Linked DNA regions of Mus musculus: all the other regions are linked to region 3. A link is a loop called in an ENCODE intact Hi-C map of the cell type or tissue named here. Cell type or tissue: left cerebral cortex. All regions are shown on one strand. Region 1 overlaps Tmem117 (transmembrane protein 117). Region 2 overlaps Tmem117 (transmembrane protein 117). Region 3 overlaps Gm31075 (a long non-coding RNA gene).

Evidence for each region. Peaks named below come from ENCODE experiments on the same cell type or tissue, not always from the same donor. Only the 100,000 strongest peaks of a DNase experiment are listed, where the experiment ranks them.
Region 1: a loop joins it to region 3, with 2.1 times the contacts of the local background. A loop is called at or near these places in 5 of 42 quality-filtered maps.
Region 2: a loop joins it to region 3, with 2.4 times the contacts of the local background. A loop is called at or near these places in 2 of 42 quality-filtered maps.

What each region holds. Positions count from the first base shown.
Region 1 is chr15:94,768,287-94,770,786 of GRCm38, forward strand. All of the region lies in intron 3 of Tmem117 (transmembrane protein 117), which reads left to right. Among named protein-coding and RNA genes, the nearest start is that of Gm25546, 88 kb to the left of the region's middle. In left cerebral cortex, a CTCF peak has its summit at 1,024 (motif pointing right); DNase peaks (open chromatin) are centred at 1,151 and 2,318; H3K27ac peaks cover 663 bases.
Region 2 is chr15:94,975,369-94,977,868 of GRCm38, forward strand. All of the region lies in intron 5 of Tmem117 (transmembrane protein 117), which reads left to right. Among named protein-coding and RNA genes, the nearest start is that of Gm23129, 11 kb to the right of the region's middle. In left cerebral cortex, no CTCF peak of the experiment used is centred here; a DNase peak (open chromatin) is centred at 1,514; H3K27ac peaks cover 877 bases.
Region 3 is chr15:95,192,224-95,194,723 of GRCm38, forward strand. All of the region lies in intron 1 of Gm31075 (a long non-coding RNA gene), which reads right to left. Among named protein-coding and RNA genes, the nearest start is that of Gm31075, 10 kb to the right of the region's middle. In left cerebral cortex, no CTCF peak of the experiment used is centred here; DNase peaks (open chromatin) are centred at 964 and 1,879.

The DNA.
Region 1 (2,500 bases), 420 kb before region 3:
GGATCTACCCAGGGGTGGTGTAGCTAGACCCTGGGCATTTGTGTTTTAAGTTTTTTGAGGACTGTCTGTGTTGAGCCTGCTGAGTTCTAATGCATCCTCAGGTGTTGAGGAGGCTCCTGCACTTGGGGCAGAAACTTAGAAACCACGAGCTTCCACTTAGCTTCCCATCCTTGCTGCTTTGGACAGCAAGAGGAGGTCTCCGAATGGTTCACGGTTGAAAGGCACCAAGCACCTGCCTTCCTCTGAGGCTGGCTTCACAGGCTCTGTCGGGTCTGTGTTTTATTTATTACCGGTTTTCATTATTCCTCCTTCGTGTGTATTTCTATGTGGGTTCCTTTCTTTTCCCTCATTTTCTTCATTCTCTTCCACTGGACTTTCCTCACAACCTTTACTTGTTGTTACTTTATTTTCCTAGATTCTGTAAGTTGCTGCGATAGCTATGAGGCGGCAGCATGACTTAACTAAGCTTCTGGTAAGGATACCTTGCATCTAAGCCCAAGAAGAGCATCCTTGGTCCTCGGTCTAGAGGATTCCTTGGTTTTCAGGCATCTGGGAGCATTGGCAGCTCATTTCAGAAAAAAGATGACTATAATGATAATTTATAAATGAGGAATTTGAAATCTTAGATGTAGATAGTGAAGTTATCATGGGATTTTGTTGTTGTTGTTGTTGTTTCCTCTTTGGCAGCTGTGTTTCTCTATGGACAGCTATGAGATCTGTCTGTGGAAGGCGCATCGTCCAAAGGCAGGGGTATGGATTAAAAAACGAACACTGGGATTAGGAGAGACTCATACATATTAATATTCGTAATTCATTTATTGATTCCTCAAGAACATATCACTTTCATGCCAGGAACTAACAGACTAACGTTGGCAGTTTAATAGACTAAAATGACATTTATGAATAGATTCTAGGTTTAAGGATCCCAAATCCTGCAGTTTTGAGATTCTCAAACAGGTGCGCCTCATTCTAATACCATGGAAGGGCTGTTTAAAGGATGTCTATTTGTGTTGAAAATGTAAACCACTAGAGGGCACTGTGGACAAACTTTTGTCCTTGTCGCTGTATTGGAGAAAGAACCTGCCAGAATTTAGTCAATTACCTATACCGTATGGCCCCTCTAGATTCATGTGTTTGAATGCTTGGTCCATAGGGAATGGCACTATCAGGAGGTGTGGCCTTTTTGGAGGAAGTGCGTCACTGTGTGGGTGGGCTTGGAGGGCTTAGATACAAGCTCAAGTCTGGCCAATGGGATCCAGTCTCCTCTTGGCTGCCTGTGAGATCCAGTCTCTTCCTGCTGCCTTCAGACCAAGATGTAGAACTCCCAGCACTCCTCCAGCACCATGTCTGCCTGGACTTTGCTATGTTTCCCACCATGATGATAATGGACTAAACCTCTGAAACTGTAAGCCAGCCCCAGTGAAATGTTTTCTTTACCAGAGTTACTCTGGTCATGGTGTGTCTACACCGCAATAAAAAACCTAAGACATCTGTACTGACCCAAATAATTGTTTGCAAAGTACTTCATAACACAGAAAGCAAAGTACTTTATAACTCAGAAAGTAGCAAATATATAGTATATATAGTATATATATATATAGTATATACAAATATATAGTATATATGTTCATAAGTCCTCAATATGCCATTATACAGTCCCCAATATAATTGTAGAACTCCATTTTTTTTTGCAGTGGGAAATTAACAATAATGATAACACATATAACCTTCCTAATATGGCTGTACAGCCCGTGTGGATCTGATATGGAGATTTTAGACTCCATACATGTATATCATTCATTCTCAGAAACATAAACAACAACAAAATACCCAGAAGACACCCCCCCCCCCCCACGGGGTTCACTTCCGGTTTTGGCAGGGACAGGGTTCATGAGTTCTGTCCCCAGGGCCCACTTGACAAATTGGCTTCCTGATGGCCGCTGCTCCACTTCTTCTGTGCTGTACTCTACCATTTCTTGATTCTTCCAAATTTCAACCCAGCCCATGGAGTTGTCCCTTATCCCCCTGCCCCAGGATGGCAAGCACAGTTTCTTATAATTACTGTCCACTGTCCAGCAGGAGCCTTCACTCTGACCATTCCTGTGGGAGCTGGCCTGTCCCCATGGTGCTGTAGAGTCTCTGTCTGCCTGCCTTGGAATGTGTCCCCAGGCTAACATCATCGTTACTTCAGAACCTTCACTGCTCGAGCCTGTATTTCAGCTGAGGATTTTAAACTATGTAGGAGAGAAAAATGTGAGTTAACAAGAGATGTGACAGGGAAGTGCATTTCAAATAAGCAGCCTAAAGCCCAGGGCTGGCGGGCTTAGGGGTGGGGCAGCATGTAGTAAGTAGCGCAGAGTGGCTCAGCTGGCAAAGGTACCTCCTGCAAAGCCTTAAGACTTGAGTTTGACCTCCAGGATCTACATAGCAGAAGGAGAGAAGTGAGTCCTATCAGTCATCCTCTGACCTCTTCACGCGTGTGGTGTCACACGCTCATAGA
Region 2 (2,500 bases), 220 kb before region 3:
TGGCAGACACTGCCTCTCCCGTCCTTGACTCCCTGCTAGGATTGTATCCCCAAAGGAGCAATAAGTTAGAATTATATTTGCTAGTAACATCAGATTTTGAATTTTTTCTCTATAAAAATTCTATCATGGCCAGAATTTCCAATGATATTGGAGCAAATTATATTACAGATTTCATTGCAAACTACTGTCCTGGGCACCCTAAAATTAAATCAGCAACTCCCAACTAGGTGCTGCGGAATACTCTCATTTCTAGTTCTACATCCTGAAACAGAATATCATGAAGGAGGATTTTATTGAACATTTCCTTTACAGAATAATAAGATATGTAATTTCCATGAGAAAATACCATACTTATCTTTTAAAGTAAAATATATAGAGTACACATTTCTGTTTGGAGCTTGGGCTGAAATTTTTTTCTGCTATAATCTTTTGACTGTTATTGCTGCAAGACATACTTTTGTTAATTTTCAATCTCTTTTAGAATAATCATGATCACTGGGTGGTGGTGGCACACGCCTTTAATCTCAGCACTTGGGAGGCAGAGACAGGCAGATTTCTGAGTTCAAGGCCAGTCTGATCTACAAAGTGAGTTTCAGGACAGCCAGGGCTATACAGAGAAACCCTGTCTCGAAAAAAACCAAACCAAAAAAAAAAAAAAAAAAAAAAAAAAGAATAATCATGATCTTATTTATTTAAAACAGACAGATTAGGGAAAGTTGGGACTATTAATACTTATTACCTTTTCGAAAAGATTAAACATAGTATAATATTTTGTGTTAGAATGTTAATTACCATTTTCTAGTAATTTCTTTATTTTTAGCTTAGCTTCTAATTTATTTCCACAAGTACTGTGCATTTTGAGTAGGCAAAAAGAAGCCATTTATGAGTAAAGTATGTCTATGGCATAATTTTTTTATATTTTTCATTATGTGCATGCATGTGTGTACACATGCATGCGTGTGCATATATGTGTGTACATGTGTGTGCAGATATTTGTGCACTTGTGTGCGCAAACCTGTGTGCCTGTGTATGTATGTGTGTTTGTGCATGTGTATATGTGTGTTCATGTATATGCGCATGTGTGTGCACATGCATATGTGTGTATGCATGTGTGTGTGTATGTGTGAGTCCATGTGTGCACGTACATGTGTGTGCATATGTGTGTGTTGCATGTGTGTGAGTAGATCCCTGCTATTTGCCCTTGCCTTGTTTGAGACAAGTCTCTTGTTCAGTGCTGTGTCTGCCAGGCTGCCTGATCTTTGAGCATCTGGAGATTCTCTTGTCTCTGTCTCTCACCTTCTGTTAGGAGTTCTAGGATTGGACAAACGGTGTCATCACGGTTCTGGGCATTCTGACTCAGGCCCTGTGCTTGTATAGCAAGTGTGTAACTGCTGAGCCACCCCAGTCCTGTGACATCCATTTTACCCTTGTCCACATAAAGCCTCCCAGAGCTTGCAGGAGTCTCCCACTCCTTCAGCATGTTTTGAAATTTCTGTGTTTGTGTGTTCACCTTGGCTTCAGTTCTTGTCATCAACTATACTGCCTATGACATATGAATAGGCAAATGTTTTGTAATGCCTGCTCTGCTTCTTTCAAGAGTTCCAAAAAGTGTAGTTCCTATAGCCGATTCATTTATACAATTATTTTCTCCCTCCCTCATGGCATATGGTGTGTATTCTAGAGTTATATTTTTAACATTAAGGCATCACTAGGGAAAAAAGATTAGAGTGTTTTGACATTTCCTTTATTTAAACTCTTACAGGAGAAAAATCAACCTTGTTAGATGAAAGATTCTATATTTATTTAAAGTCTTTGAAGAAACATTAAAGATGGGTTCAAAACATTGGTAATTACATTTTACCTTGGGAAGCTCTTCACAGTTCAAGAGACATTGTTCCTTTAAAGCTCTCAGTGAGAAGATCTGTTTCCTTGAGGATGCTACACAGACACTATCCACAAGCGGCTGGGATAGTAAGGCTAATATCACGATAACCAGCTGACTCCTTCAGATTTTACATTGACCTGCATTTCTTTGCATGGGAACCTCTTTCTGCACATAGGCGCTGAGTCCTTCACATATGTCCAAGGTAAGACAAGCAGTGTGTAAGGCACACTGATCACGGTCCAAGAGCCAATGGAAAAACACAAACAGTGGAAAACAAGTTCACTAACCTATACCGCTTAGGCATTATAAGGATAAAAATTTCAATATATTAGAATAAATAATCGTTGCTGAAGTTAACGCCACATTTTCTTTTTCACTTTAAAATATAGGACTTTGGGGAAATTAAGTCTTACATATGAGGCTCATGCTTTTGGCTAAACATCTTTGTTTTTCATATCAGCCATCTTGTTTATTTTGTGGTCTTCCCAGGTCTTTGCAGCCCCTCATCCCCTTCCCCTTCTTTTATCCCTTCCCTCCTCCTCTCTCCTCTCCTTCCCTTTTATATTCTTTTCTTTTCTTCTCATTTGTTCTTTTCCTTTCGGTTTTGGGATTGCT
Region 3 (2,500 bases):
CCAGGCATAGGTGGTTAATACCTTTAAGTATAAGGCTTAAAGGCAAATTATGACAAAACCAAACCAAAACAACAAAATAATTGTATATTTAACAAGTAAAACGTGGGGTGAAGTAATAATGAAATCCTTTCAAACAAAGATGATGGGCAAAGAAATGCTGAGCAGATGCAACCTCAGAAAGCAGGTCTGTCCGTACTTAAATCAGACAGTGGAATTCCATCACGGGGTCTTCACTAGGGTAGGAGGAACAGAATGGGAGCCAATGCTAACTTCTAGAGGATGGTAAACTGTGATTTTCCAGAGTTAATTAACAACCTTGAGTTCTTTATTCAGGAATTACTGTGAACCAAACCAGAATAGTAGTAAACCTTTAACAGCCAAATCATGGTAAAAGCCCTTTAAATGAAGATAAGAGAAATCTCAGAGGCCGCCGAAGGAAGCAGGGCCACGTTAATACAGCTGAGAAACGACAGAAGCCAGAGGCAGAAACCTGGAACAGGTACACTAGAATCTTTCACAAAACTAGAATGTAAAACTGTTAGGGTTAGAAGAAAATAAACATTTTTATTATTGCTCAAAAAGTCAACTTATCAAGAACAGTAAACACACTCGGCCCCCAGAAAATGCGTAAGAAACTAGATTGACAAGCCACAGTAGGAAAATGATCTAAATGCAGATGCCATCACTCAAGGCTGTAAGCAAGGGAGCACTGAGTTCATGGGAGGTGTTCCAGAAGGAGCAGCTACTGGTGCCACAGGCAGAAAGCCCTACTGACCAGGAGCAGCTGCTGGAAGCGGAAGTGCTGTCCGGTAAGGCTGCATCCGCGCTCCTCACTGCCGCTTCAGCCTGAGCGGGCTTTGACATCTGGGCGATCAGTATGGTAGCAGCTTAGATTTTTTTTGTTTTTGCCTTTGTTTCTCACTGTATAGCAAGCTGGCATCCAGGCTTCAAAAATGCTATGTACTGCCTTAAACCAGGCTTTAAGACTGTGCACTGTAAATCAGCCATCTGCTTCCTTGTGAGTCTGATTGAAAGTTATGAGATTTGTACACACACACACACACACACACACACACACACACGGAGAGATAGACAGGAAGAGAGGCAGAGAGACAGAGACAGAGGATGATACACACATACATAGACAGAGAGACAAAGAGACACACACAGAGGAAGTTGCGGATACAGAGAAAGAGAGAGAAACAGACACATAGACACACAGAGAATGATACACACACACAAGCGTAGGCAGAGAGACAAAGAGACACACGGAAAGAAAGTCACAGACACACAGAGAATACATACACACACACAGATTCAGAGAGAGAGAGAGAGGGAGAGAGAGAGAGAGAGAGAGAGAGAGAGAGAGAGAGAGAGAGAGAGAATTGTCTTCCCTCTCCCTTCAAGCAACATGAAGACTGGGGAAATCCAACCTATAAATGAGTAGGAGACCAACTTGAGTACAACAGAAAAGAATGGTGGAAGAGAAAAAAAAGATGAGATAGAAAATGTAAAGCATGCCAAAGAGTTAAAAATAACTACAGCATGTTTTCATAAAGAATTCAAAGGCACTGATTTAAATGCAGGGCGAGAAAAACTCAGGGTTTTACTTCATTTCATGTTCAGAGCTAGCATTGCTGCAAAGCAACAGTAGCATTCCTCTGTGGGTTCTGCGAGTCGGAACATCACATGCATTTCCACCCTTGCATATAAGAATGGTTTAGATTGACTTGAAGTTATGATTTAACCACACAAAGACATGGAAGATGAAAACGTGACAAGCACAGGGGTTCTGGGGAGGCCGCTCTGGGGGAGTGAGTTGGCTCAATGCTGTGAGGTGTGGCATTTGCATTCTCTACTGAGCAAGCCTGCAGTAAGTGGGCATCTCTTTGGAGCAAATGCAAACACGGAGCTCTGGCTGTCTTCCCAAACCCGCCACGCTGATCCAACCCAGTGGGATAAAAAGTTAAGACAAGCTGCAGAGTCTTACACAGTGCCCTGAAGTGTCTCCTGAAAATGACGAGGCAGAAACCAAAGCACAAAGAGGAAGAATTCAGAAAGGCATGAAGCAGAATTACTCTATCCATTGATCACTTTTCTGAGCCAGGCTAACACAGTCAGACCCACTTACTCCAGCATTCCATCGTCTCTATCTGCCCAGGAAGAATAGGGATGGAAAACAGAAATCAGAAGAGTCCAGCAACACTCTCATTACCTGTCTGTGTGTTTACCCAGAGAAGAAGGGATTAATAACCCAGTTTAATTAACAAGGCAGCTTTGTTTTTAAAGTATGTATTCTGGTGAATGCATGTATGTATGTGTGTGTGTGGATATGCATGTGGGCATTGTAAGTGTGTACATGTGGGTAAGTGTATTCATGCCTGTGTGTATTTATATGTACCCAAACATGCTTCTGTGCACACATATATGCTCAATGTGGTATATGCAACTTTGTATGTGTATGCCTGTGAGTGTATGTATGTACATACAAATGCATGTG